Regions from separate parts of the Homo sapiens genome. Here all the other regions are linked to region 2. A link is a contact called in ENCODE Hi-C or POLR2A ChIA-PET data. All regions are on one chromosome and are shown on one strand. Each heading gives the region's core, a stretch centred on a gene start or an enhancer-like site at or near the end of the contact. The rest is flanking DNA. Distances are from core to core; before and after follow the strand shown. Region 1 overlaps EPHA2 (EPH receptor A2). Region 2 overlaps SPEN-AS1 (SPEN antisense RNA 1). Region 3 overlaps EFHD2 (EF-hand domain family member D2).

Region 1 (3,989 bases), core at 67-2,566, 310 kb after region 2:
CTAGGATGCGATGGTGAGACAGATAAACACTGTTTCAGCTCCAGGGGAATTCAAAACTTGGCTTTTATGCTCCATTTGAAATTATTCCTGCATGTATCAGGAGCTTCCGTGAGACCAGCAGCTCCTGAGGAGCAGGAATGGAGACCAATTTATCTGTGTCCCATGGCCCAGCGGTGCTCAGTTAATGTTTGCTGAATGGATGGACAGACAGATGGATGGATGGATAGATGGGTGAGTTGGTGGGTGGATGGGTAGATGAGTGTGTGGATGGATGGGTGGGTGGATGAATGGATGGATGGGTGGAGGGGGGTATGAGTGGGTGGATGAATGGACAGATGAATGGACAAATGGATGGGTGGGTTGGTGGGTGGACAGGTGGATGAGTGGATGGATGGATGAGGGATGGATGGGTGGGTGGGTGGAGTGGTGGTTGGATGGATGGATGTATGGATGGGTGGGGAGGATGGACAGATGAATGGACAAGTGGATGGGTGGGTTGGTGGGTGGACAGGTGGATGAGTGGATGGATGGATGCGGGATGGATAGGTGGATGGCTGGGTGGAGGGGTGGATAGATGGATGGATGGGGCGGAGGATGGACAGATGAATGGACAAGTGGATGGGTGGGTTGGTGGGTGGACGGATGGATGAGTAGATGGATGGATGAGGGATGGATAGGCAGGAGGGTGGGTGGGTGGAGGGATGAATGGATGGATGGATGGATGGATGGATGGATGGGTGGATAGGTGGGTGGTTGGGTGGAGGGGTGGGCAGATGGATGGGTGGAGGGGGGTATGAGTGGATGGATGGATGGATAGATGAATGGACAAGTGGATGGGTGGTTTGGTGGGTTGGCGGGTAGACGAGTGAATGGATGGATGATGGATGGATGGATGGATGGATGGATGGATGAATGGATGGATGGATGTAGGGGTGGATGGGTGGAGGGGTGGATGGATGGATGAGTGGATGGGTGGACAGGTGGATGGAAGAGTGAGTGGGAGAGAGAATGGGTGGCAAACCTACCATGTGCATGTGAAATATGCACTCCAGGGCCAGAGAAATGAGCAGTGTTTCAGCGCCCAGAGAGACACTGTGGAGAAGGTCCACCAGGATGCCTACCTGCCTTACACAAGAGCCTAACTTTGGCACACCTGTGGCACACCTGTGGAGAGCTGTTCTGGCCCCGGTTGTCTGGCAGGCCTGGGCTACTCCGAGCAGGGGAACTGGGGCACAGTGGCTGCACCTCCGGCTATACCCTGGTTTTTCCAGTTCCTGATGCCCGCCCCTCAGGTGGCAGCATGAGGTGACTCAGGGACAGACGCCCTTATCGTGACGCAAGTCCAGCCCCCAGTGGAGCCCCTCCTCCCAAGGCACAGCCACCTCCCAGGCTGGCAATGGCAAGGTTGTGAGGTCAAGAGGTCATGGTGGCAATTCACCTAGGGCCAGTCACCGCCCAAGCCAGGCCCAGCAGGTGACCGCAGGAACCACCTTGGCCCAGGGATGTGGAGCTTGGACTTTGTCTCTGGGCCCTGACAGACGGCAAATGGCGACCTATGGGTTACTGACCCAGCAAATGAGGGAGCTGACAACCTCAGGCCCTGGTGGCTTCTTGCTCCCAGCAGGCCCTGTCGTCTCTGCAGAAGGGGGGCTGCCCCCAGGGCCTGACGGCTGCCAGCACCCTGTCCCTTTCACACACACCCTAGGGAGCTATCTGCAGGCACATTCCTCCACCATTGATAAGCACCACTCCCCACCTCAGCCCCCGCCTACCGCTCCTGTCCTGCCTCCAGCCTTTCATCTTCTGTTTGCTTTCCCTCGCCTCCTTCCTTCCGTTCTGGGGACCCACTTACCTCCAGGAGGGAGAGAGGGAGGGAGGGAGAAGCCGGTGCCCGCCCAGCGGAGATGCCAGCGCCTAGCTTTGCCCCCAGTGTGAGCTGAGGGTGGGGCAGACAGGGCACAGAGGTGAGAGCCACCATGGGGGGCTGGGGGTGCTGCCACCGTGGTCCCACCTCTGTAGGCCAGAAGAAACATCACAGAAATAAGGCCTGGTGGGACTTCCCAGCAGGGGACAAAGCCTGCGAGCCACAGCCAGCAGCTCCCAGAGTCTTCCACCTGGGGGACCAACTGTGATCTGATGAAACAGGAATCCTGCCAGCAGCCCCTGCCATGGCCCGAGACCACCCTGTCTAAAGACCACCTTAACCACAGACATACCCTGGCCAGGGGACTCCTCCCTGTCAGCTATGGACTTTAGGCCACTGGGGCTGTAAGCAGTGGGACCCCTCCTCACCACACTTGTGTCACACAGTCAACAGCTTCCCCGGTGTTCAGACTGAGCCCCAGTGGGAAACCACAGGAGGGAAGCTCGGATCACCAGGTTGACAGCGTCCTTCAGGGCCACAGGTCCAGCCCACTCATTTTACAGATGGGGGTGGGACCCCAAGGGGACCTGCTAAGGTCATACAGCCTGTGGGTGGAAGGACACACACCAGGGGCAACTGCCTTCCTGTGCCAGGCCCCCGTTCTTTTGGTCACTGTTCACTGCTTCCTCTCCGGACCTCAGTTTCCTCATCTGTAAAATGGGGATCAAGTCCTCATCCTCTCTGGGTTGTGTGTGAAGATGGAAGAAAGCCCTGCTTATGAGATGTCCAGCATGGTGCCTGGAATGCGGTGTCCCTATGAACTAGGGGATCATGAAACTACAGTAGGGAGGGGACCTCCCCAAGGGGCTGGGCCCCTTGAGGGAGCAGGAGCCTCTCAGGAGGGAATCTCCAACTCCCCACAACCCCAGCTCTGGCCTCCCAGCTGTTCAGCTGAGCCACTGGCCAAGGCTGCTGGCCACCTGCTCACCTGACCAGCGGTCCCCAGGGCTGAGGCGCCAGCAGGGGCCCCGCCAGCTGCTGAGGCCAGCACAGGAAGCGGAGACATGGAGACAAAGCAGCCCCCGGGGGACAGCGGTCAGCCCGAGCGACTCCACTGTCCCCGCAGGCAGGGCCGGGGGCAGGGCGGGGGAACCAAGGGAAGCTGGCTCATTCCTGACATAGTTCATGGGAGCGCTCCGGGCAGCGTGCCCACCTGCCGCACACAGCACCTGGGAGGTGCCTCCCTTCCTCTGCCCACTTAACTCTTTCCTGAGCTCTGGGCTTCCTGGGGAAAGAACCCTGAGGAGAAACGGACAAACTGGGAATAACCTAGACAAGGTGCCAGGTGACCTCAGGGTGCCCCGCCTCGCTCTGGGTCTGGTTTGTCACCAGCAGGAGCCCCAGTGAAAGAATCTGGGTCTCCAGGCCTGGGGAGGGTCCGGCAGGGAGGGCAGACCCTGTGCCTCCCTCTGGTTCTCCCTCAATGTACCCAGCAGTGCCCTCTCCAGGACCCCTGCCTCCAACAGAGCCCCCAAGCCCCTGCAACAGACCCTGCCATCCCCAGGGCTGGCCAGAGAGCCTACCCCAGGGCCAGGAGCTGAGTCAGGGATTCCAAAGGAACTGGTCACTTCCCGCCCCATTTCCTGACCCATCCTGCAGCCTGGGCGCCGCTGCACCGCCTGGATTCAGATCCTGATGCAGCCACATCCTAGCTGTGTGACTTCAGGCAAGCCTCTTTAGCTCTCTGAACCTCAGTTTCCTGGTCTATCAAATGGGATTGATCACAGTCCCTGCCACGCAGAAAGGCGGTGTGGATTCCGCTCGCATGTCTGATAAAGCGCTTGCTTGGCTCAGCGCCTGCCCCTCGGACGACACCCGTCTACGGTAGCGACTGTCATCACTTCCAGCAGCAGCATGGCCAGGGGCTGCTGAGAGAAGTCTAGAGGTATAAAGAGGAGCCAGCCGGGCGTTCCTGGCATCTCGCGCACCGGCACCCAGCCACACTGAAAGGAATTTTGGTGGGAGGATCCCGAGGAGGAACAATCCGGCAGTAGGTGACTAGCGATTGACAGGGTTCCACGAACTAAGTCGGAAATTTCGCTCTTGGAAACTTGTCCTCCTGCTG
Region 2 (4,135 bases), core at 404-2,903:
TATTTTTTTTTTTAGTAGAGACAGGGTTTCACCGTGTTAGCCAGGATGGGCTCGATCTCCTGACCTCGTGATCCGCCCGCCTTGGCTTCCCAAAGGGCTGGGATTACAGGCGTGAGCCACTGCGCCTGGCCCAAAGTATGTGTTTTATAAATAAAAATGAACCCCAGGAATTAGGAGTGTTTAAACAGACCCTTCTAGTCTGTTCAAGTGCTGGGCAATCATTCTTCGAATCTAAACTGCCCAGCTAATTAGAGCCATAATAATTTACCTGAGTTATCAGGCTACTGTAACAGATTCCAAATTTCCACTAAAACTAATAGTTTTACACTATTTCATTTTCATTGTGCAGACAAAAAAGAAAAAAAACACAGCATTTAAAAAAAAATTCTGTAAGCTCTCACCGCCAAAAGGAAGGATAGGCCAGGCGCGGTGACTCACGCCTGTAAGCTCAACACTTTGAGAGGATCTCTTGAGCCTAGACGCTCAAGACCAGCCGGGGCAACATGGTGAAACCGTCACTACAAAAGGTTAACTTAGCCCAGCGCCAGGCACGGTGGCTTATGCCTGAAATCCCAGCACTTTGGGAGGTCGAGGCGGACGGATCACTTGGTCAGGAGATGGAGACCATGCTGGCCAACATGGTGAAACCCCATCTCTACTAAAAATACAAAAATTCGCCGGGCGTGCTGAGGCGTGCCTGTAGTCCCAGCTACTCCCCGAGGCGGAAGTTGCAGTGAGCCAAGATCCACTGCACTCAAGCCTGGGTGACAGAGCGAGCCTCCTTCAAAAAAAAAAAAAAAAAAAAAAAAAAAAGCCCAGCGTGGTGATTCGCGCCTATTCTCAGCTATTCAGGAGGCTGAGGTGGGAGGATAACCTGAGTCCAGGGAGGTCGAGGCTGCAGTGAGCTGTGATTTCGTTACTGCAAAAAACAGAGACCTTGTCTTAAAAAAAAAAAAAAAAAAAGGATAGTTGATGTCAAAAGATACGGTATAAAAATTTAAAGCTCTATGCAGTGCTTTTGGTCATAATGAAACTAAATTATTTGGAATCCAAAAGCCTCTTCTCAGATATTTCTTTCATCTGGAAGCCATCAAATCCTGATCGATTCCTTCAACAGATGTTCTTTTACCTTTTCATCCTATCATTATGAGCTTTACCTCCTGTTACTGAAATAACTCCCTATAATTATACATAGTAAGAATATAAAGGGCTGGCTCTTCTATGTACTCACGCTGTGAAGAAAAACTTAAAAAAAATTAAACAAAAAAACCTTGTACGAAAGCAAAGGAAGAAGACAAATTTAGCAGCAGTTCTCTTGAATTTCCTGGCTTTGTTGATTTCGAACCACAAGGTTAACATTAAAACACAAAGACTCACATTTAAATATTTCTTTTGAAATCAGAAAAACAATAGCTCTTTGAAATGACGCTGGAACGCACACAATAGATTCTACTGGGTCAATGTATTATTTATATACTCATCTGAACTTTCAAAAGAAGTTAAATGGGAGATATTCTCAACAGGCAAAAATAAGATATTCCAATCTATTGTTCAAGTTTATGGCTCCGATATAAATAATGGGCTATAAACCCGTATCTGGAAAACAGTTGCGCAGTGCGTGCTTAATGGCCAGCCAATGAAAACCAACGTCTCATTCTACTCCGTCTTTCAGCACGTCAAGGACATCCCACTCCGCCTTTTTTTTTTTTTCTTTTTAAAGAGGCCAACCGCTGGGGACACCTGGTTTTGGCACCTTTATGAGGCCTCCCAGCAGCACAGGAGCTCTAAGGGGCACGCTCTGCAGTTGAGCTATTTGCAGAGCTCCATGATCGCTCAAAGCCGAGCACGCGCACGGGTTTGCTACTGGCACCAGCACAAGGCTTTAGACAGGCACTTCCCACGGCTGAGTTCTAGGCATCCCCTTTTTGAAACGTGTTCTCTCCACCCTGCAAGGGTGGGGTGAGAAATCTCACTTTCGAAGGGCTTGCAAGGAGGAAGAGAGTCGGCGCCTTGCGGATTCCCCGGCCGCGCTTCAAGGTTCACACGCCGCGTGGCAGCTCGGATGCAGCCCGGTTCCGAGGCGGTCGGCGGTCGAGACTGGGGCCTCGAGCCGAGAAGCGAAGAACAAAGCGGCCGCGTTAGCCCGCCGCCCCGAGGGACAGCCCGGGCGCGCCCGCCGCTCCGCCCACACCCCGCCCCTCGGCCGCGCGAAATGGCGGCGGCCGCACCACAAAATGGCAGTCGCTCGGTCGCGGAGAAGCACCTGCTAAATCCCGTGACTCCCTCCCCCTGCCCTGCCCCGCTAGCGCCAACGTCGTTCTCCCCGCCCAGGCGCCCCGGTCTTCCCACGCCGCCCCGCCCAGGGGCAACAGGGTCCGGAGCCCGCCAACAACGCGGCGCCTTTGTGCGGGCGCACGCCACCTTTACTCAGCCACACGGGCCCCTCTCCGGGGGGCTTTTTCTTAAAGGGGCAACCGCTGGAAGAAACGGAGCACCGCCGCCCGGGACGCCCCTCAGGCCCGGGGTTACTACGGTTTCCCCAACTCGCAGCGTTAGCGTCAGGCCACCAAAGTGAAGATGGGTGGTGAAAGGACCACAGAGCCCGATAGAAGAGAAAACCTAGGAAAAATTAGTGAAAGACGCCCCCAACCAATGCTTTGGCGGCCACGCTGAGTCCTAACGTACTGAGCCCACTCGACGGGGCCCGTGCGCACAGGCGGCTCCAAAGGGCGGGTTTCGGCTTTCCTTCCACCTCGCAAAAGTCCAGTGAGCGCTCTAGGTTTCTCATGGCTACCCCCTGCCCTCTCCCCGTGCTGGGGAGTCTCGGGGGCTGAGCAGTGGCAGAGGGAGGAGCGGCTGCCGCGGTCCCTGTGCTTTTTCTCTGGCGTGAGGGTCTCAGTGGCCTTGGGCTCTGCTTGGGCCGTGGCTTGAAGGTTGGAGGTGTCGCGGTGCGCTTGGGTTTTTTCGCTTTCTTTCAAACGCTTGCTTCCTGGCGCTCCCCACCCCCCAGCGTCCCTTTGGCTCCATCTTTCCAGAAACTTCTCTGAGAAACTCAGCAAAAAGCATCCAATTTCGCCACTGCTTCCCCCTCCGCGCATGCGCGAGACGCCAAGCGGAAAGCCTTTGGCGCGCCGGAGTGTGAGAGTGGTGCGTGAGCGCGCGCGCGCTCGCCGTGCGGGGGCGGTTCTCTCTGACAATGAAGGGAAAGAATTCCCCCTCCCCTCAACATTCCGTCCTCGCGCAAGCGCGTCGGAGCCACTTCCTTGGCCTTTGAGGGAAGGGGGAGGGGTCGTCCCGAAGCGCGCTAGTCGTGTTTCCGCGCGCCTGCGCACGGGGCCGTTTTCGTCTCGCTGTGTTGTCCGCGAGTCTTTGCTGTGAAGTGCGTCTGAACAGCTCGCTTGTGCCCGACCTACTTTTTCCTTAAGGCCCACTCGCGGAAACTAGTTTCTTGTGGGGTTATCGATTCTGTACCCCGAGTTTCCTGGAGATTAGTCTCCCCTTTGTGCCCCGGGGATGAGGCTGGACGGCGTCGCGCTGGCTTGTCTTCCACCCCTTCCCGCGCCATGTTTGGAACGGCTGTTGACTGGATCCCGTGTGGAGTGTGATGGAGCCTTCTCGAAACGGGAAAACAGTCCTGGCCGAAGGCTTGGGTGGTGCCTGGGCCGGCTTATATTAGGCACTGCGTAGAATGTTTGCTCACTAAGCCCAAAGAAAGGTGTCTTTTTTTTTTTTTTTTTGAGACGGGAGTCTCTTGTCATCCAGGCTGTAGTGCAGTGGCGCAGTCTCGGCTCACTGCAACCTTCGCCTCCCGGGTTCAAGCGATTCTCCTGCCTCAGCCTCCCATGTAGCTGGGACTACAGGCGCCCGCCAATACGCTCGGGTAATTTTTGTATGTTTAGTAGAGATGGGTTTCACCATGTTGGTCAGGCTGGTCTCGAACTCCTGAGCTCAGGTGATCCGCCCACCTCGGCCTCCCAAAGTGCTGGAATTACAGGCGTGAGCCACCGAGCCCGGCTTTGCCCCCAGCCTGGGAACGGGGTCTTGCTGTGTTGCCCAACTGTTTTGGAAGTCCTGACGTCAAGAGATCCTTCCGCCAGGGCCTTCCAAAGTGCTGAGATTACAGGTGTGAGCCGCC
Region 3 (4,075 bases), core at 961-3,460, 410 kb before region 2:
TGATAGATTATGACGTGGGGCTCACCTGGGTGCAAGGCTGGGACATCTGCACTGTGCATGGTTGACGCCTCCACTGCCTACCCCTGTGACTCCCTAGTTATCAGAACTGGGGAGAGGGGCAGGGGCAGGGAAGCAACCAGCTGGGGACCATGCTCACCCCAAAGGGAAAGGGTCGTCCTTGGGGGGTAACTGGCTGCTCCGCTTTCGAGAGGGGGATGGATGGGGATTTTGTCCCCAGCATCCAGGGTGCAGCTAGCTGCTGAGCCCTCCCTGACGAGAACTATTCAAGGGGAGGCAGATAGGAATGCGGGCACGGTGCCAGGCCCCGCAGCCTCCCTCCGGTGCTGGAGAAAAGTGCTGAGCTCCCAGGCTGGGCGCTTTCTGCCAGTACTGCCGAATGGCATTGGCCTTCCCAAACAGGCACCAAGCTGGGCTCTCAGTCCAGCCTCCACTGGCCCTGCAAGCTTGAGAATGTGGGACCCTCCATGGGACCAGGAAAAAGAGAGGGGCCAGGGAGGAGAAAAACTTCCAGCTGTTGGAATCCTGCAGTCTGCTGGCTGTGTGACCCTGGGCCAGTCACTGCCCACTGTGGGCCCCAGTTTCCCTACATAATGTAAAACGGGTAGACCAGGCTATCTGGGTGGATCTTGCGGGCTGATCTCTCTTTTTCTGGATCCTCTAAGCCAGCTGCAACCTCAGTTCCAGCTCAGGGAGAAGGGCTGGTGGGTGAGAGGCCCTCTAGCCCAGGAGATGCCTGTTTCCAGCCATCGTGGAACCTCGTTCTCTCCTGTGCTGCCAGTTGTCCCACACACACATTGGCACCATGAGAGTAGCCCCTTCCTCACTTTTCTCCAACCCCGAGGGAAGGTTCCTCGCTCCCTGAGGCTCCTCTCTCCCTGTTCAAGGGCTCTGTCCAGCGGTCTTCTGTCTTCCTACCTCCCAGAGATGCTGGGGCTTTGCGTCGGGCCTAGTAGGGGAAAAGTGGGCCTTTAGAGGAGAGGTCATGCTGGAGGGATCCCCTGGGTCATCATGTCCACCCCTGCCTCCAGGCCAAGCCACCACAAGCCCTGCCTCCCAACCCTGTACCACCAGTCAGGACTGGAGCCTGTGGCAGAAGCCAGTGTGTTTTTTATCATTATTTCTAATATCATCACCCTTTTTATATTGTATATGTGAAGTATATGATGTGCATATGTGACACACACAAACTTCTCAATATAACAACTACTATTACGATGATGATGAAATTAACAGGTTTGAAGGACTCACTATGTGCCAGGCATTTTATATCTGTCAGCTCATTTTCATTTTCTTTTTTGTGTTTGTTTGTCTTTTAAACAAGGTCTCACTCTGTTGCCCAGGCTGAAGAGCAGTGGCTCGATCAGGGCTCACTGCAGCCTCAACCTCCCGGGCTAAAGTGATCCTCCCACCACAGCCTCCCTAGTAGCTGGGACCAGAGGCATACACCACCACGCCCAGCTAATTATTTATTTATTTATTTATTTATTTTTTGAGACAGTGTCTCACTTTGTCACCCAGGCTGGAGTGCAGTGGCATGATCTCAGCTCACTGCAACCTCCATCTCCTGGGTTCAAGCAATTCTCCTGACTCAGCTTCCTGAGTAGCTGGAATTACAGGTGCGTGCCACCATGCCTGGCTAATTTCTACACTTTTAGTAGAGACGGAGTTTTACCATGTTGGTCAGGCTGGTCTCGAACTCCTGACCTCGTGATCCGCCTGCCTCAGCCTCCCAAAATGCTGGGATTACAGGCATGAGCCACCGCACCTGGCCCTTTATTTTTTTATAGAGATGTGGTCTCCCTATCTTGCCCAAGCTGGTCTGAAACTCCTGGGCTCAAGTGATCCTCAGCCTCCCAAAGTGCTGGCATTATAGACATGAGCCACCACGTCCAGCCTCATTTACTCTTTAATAATCTTAAAGGTAGATGTTAGGAATAATAATAACTGGTTTTTAGTATCATAGTAGGCATGTATGAAGTGCTTCCTGTGGACCAGGCTCTGTGCCAAGAGTCTGCTTGTATCGTCTCTTTTAATCCTTGCCTCCATCCTGAGATGAGTTCTTTGATCTCCATGATGTAGATGAGGAAATTGAGGTCTGTGGGGTTAGGTGACTTGACCAGGTCACTCTGCCAGCAGGTGGCAGAGCTGGGGTTTGGACCCAGGTCAGTCTCAGCGGAGTTGATGTAACCACAAACCCTCAAGGCCATCTTCAATCAGGTTGACCCTGGAACCTGGCTGATCCCCTGCACTAGACCACATCAGAGCCCAGGGCACAGGGCAGATGGCCACTCTCCAGGAGTCTCTTGGGAATGGCCTCCTCCACGGCTACCTCTGGGGGCTTCACCGCCCACCCCAGCACCTGGCCTCTCGCAGCCCCCGTCACCTCCTCTTGGTGATGGACTCTTTGGCACCGCAGCCAGCCCCTGTATTGTCCCCCTGGGGGCCAGAGCCTGCCCTGGATGGAGCCCAGCCCCAGTAATTGATTGGCCTTTGATTGATAGAGGCGGCCGTTCAAATCATGGTTTGAGCCACAGCCCAGCCAGGCCTGGGAGCTGCCAAAGACAGAGGGATCCACAGCCCACGTTTCCATCCAAGTTTGGACACTTTATCTGCACTTCCTCTGAAACTGAGCTGCCCCTGGCTGCAGAAGAAACCCATGCACTTGAGCAATAAATAAAGCTGGGGCTCAGGGAGAGACACGTGGGACCCAGGGGCTGGGGCGTGAACCCCTGACCTGCTGGTTATGGGACCTGTGGCCTCACCAACAGCCCTCCTGACCTAATCCGGACCTGGAGGATTGCTGAGCACAGGGATTGTAAAGAGAAAGTGCTGGTGCGTTGGGAGTTTAGTGACGGTGATTCAATCTTGTTTTAGCGGTGGTGACTGCCATTTATGCAGCTAGCTCTGTGCGCTGGGAGCTGTGCTGAGTGCTTGACAGGGATGGGCTCAGTCGTTCCTCACAGTGGCCCATGAGAGAGGCCCCATTGCAGCAGGGTTCTCAGCCTCAGCTCCACTGGCACTTGGGGCCAGGTCATTCCATTTTTTTTTTTTTTTTTTTTTTTTTGAGACAGAGTCTTGCTTTGTCGCCCAGGCTGGAGTGCAGTGGTGCCATCTCAGCTCATTGCAACCTCCACCTCCTGTGTTTAAGTGATTCTCCTGCCTCAGCCTCCCAAGTAGCAGGGATTACAGGTGCCTGCCACCATGCCCAGCTAATTTGTGTATTTTTAATAGAGACAGGGTTTCACCATGTTGGCCAGGATGGTCTTGATCTCCTGACCTCATGATCTGCCTGCCTCAGCCTCCCAAAGCGCTGGGATTATAGGCGTGAGCCACCGTGCCCAGCTGGCCAGGTCATTCTTTGCGGTGGGGCCACCCTATGCGCTATAGGAGCTTCCCTGGCCTCCACCCACCAGATGCCACTGGCATCCCCCCCACCTCCGCCGCCCCAGGTATGACAACCAAAAACACCTCTAGACATTGCCAGATGTCTCCTGGGGGGCACATGCACCCCAGCTTAAGAGATGCTGCATTTTGGCCAGGTGCGGTGGCTCACACCTGTAATCTCAGCACTTTGGGAGGCCGAGGCGGACGGATCATGAGGTCAGGAGATCGAAACCATCCTGGCTAACACGGTGAAACCCCATCTCTACTAAAAATACAAAAAATTAGCCGAGCGTGGTGGCGGGCACCTGTAGTCGCAGCTACTCAGGAGGCTGAGGCAGGAGAATGGAGTGAACCCAGGAGGCAGAGCTTGCAGTGAGCCAAGATTGCGCCACTGCACTCCAGCCTGGGCGACAGAGCGAGACTCCGTCTCAAAAAAATAAAAATAAAAAGAGATGCTGCATTTTGTGGCTGAGGAGCCCAGGCAATTTGGCTTCAGAGCCTGACTGTCATCGCTGACCTTGGGAGCCCAGGGTCAGAAAGCGGCAGGGCTTTGCTTTCCTGGGGGGCACTGAGGAGGGGAGTCCTCGTGACTTGGCTCAGGAAAGACTGAGTCCCTCACCAGGTGCTCCTGCACAGCCCCACGGTCATGTGGCGCCCGCCCAGCCCTCTA

Evidence for each region. A loop is a pair of places that touch in the nucleus more often than their neighbours do. ChIA-PET counts read pairs that join two places held with the same protein, here RNA polymerase II (POLR2A). Pooled maps may share reads with other maps.
Region 1: a map of PC-9 shows a loop between it and region 2 (24-fold over the local background). The contact joins two enhancer-like sites. A Hi-C loop is called at or near these places in 1 of 168 maps with a recorded cell type or tissue (PC-9) and 3 of 50 pooled maps. POLR2A ChIA-PET finds 5 or more read pairs at or near these places in 7 of 52 experiments (A549, A673, BJ and 4 more).
Region 3: a map with no recorded cell type shows a loop between it and region 2 (4-fold over the local background). The contact joins two enhancer-like sites. A Hi-C loop is called at or near these places in 7 of 37 single-sample maps with no recorded cell type and 9 of 50 pooled maps. POLR2A ChIA-PET finds 5 or more read pairs at or near these places in 1 of 52 experiments (T-cell).

The regions. Positions count from the first base shown.
Region 1 is chr1:16,142,280-16,146,268 of GRCh38, forward strand. All of the region lies in intron 3 of EPHA2 (EPH receptor A2), which reads right to left. Among named protein-coding and RNA genes, the nearest start is that of EPHA2-AS1, 11 kb to the right of the region's middle. RefSeq lists enhancers at 1-59, 1,571-2,098, 2,099-2,627. Within about 2 kb of position 1,317, at least 20 of the 41 ENCODE cell types and tissues checked have a DNase peak (open chromatin) inside an H3K27ac peak, as active enhancers do; they include A673 and PC-9, where a contact is called at or near this core.
Region 2 is chr1:15,832,763-15,836,897 of GRCh38, forward strand. It overlaps SPEN-AS1 (SPEN antisense RNA 1), which reads right to left. Exons shown (of 2, transcript NR_024279.1): 2 at 1,453-4,135. Among named protein-coding and RNA genes, the nearest start is that of SPEN, 13 kb to the right of the region's middle. RefSeq lists a silencer at 2,107-2,336 and enhancers at 2,226-3,211, 2,777-2,886, 3,077-3,126, 3,357-3,406. Within about 2 kb of position 1,654, at least 41 of the 41 ENCODE cell types and tissues checked have a DNase peak (open chromatin) inside an H3K27ac peak, as active enhancers do; they include A673 and PC-9, where a contact is called at or near this core.
Region 3 is chr1:15,419,026-15,423,100 of GRCh38, forward strand. All of the region lies in intron 1 of EFHD2 (EF-hand domain family member D2), which reads left to right. Among named protein-coding and RNA genes, the nearest start is that of EFHD2-AS1, 8.7 kb to the left of the region's middle. Within about 2 kb of position 2,211, at least 4 of the 41 ENCODE cell types and tissues checked have a DNase peak (open chromatin) inside an H3K27ac peak, as active enhancers do.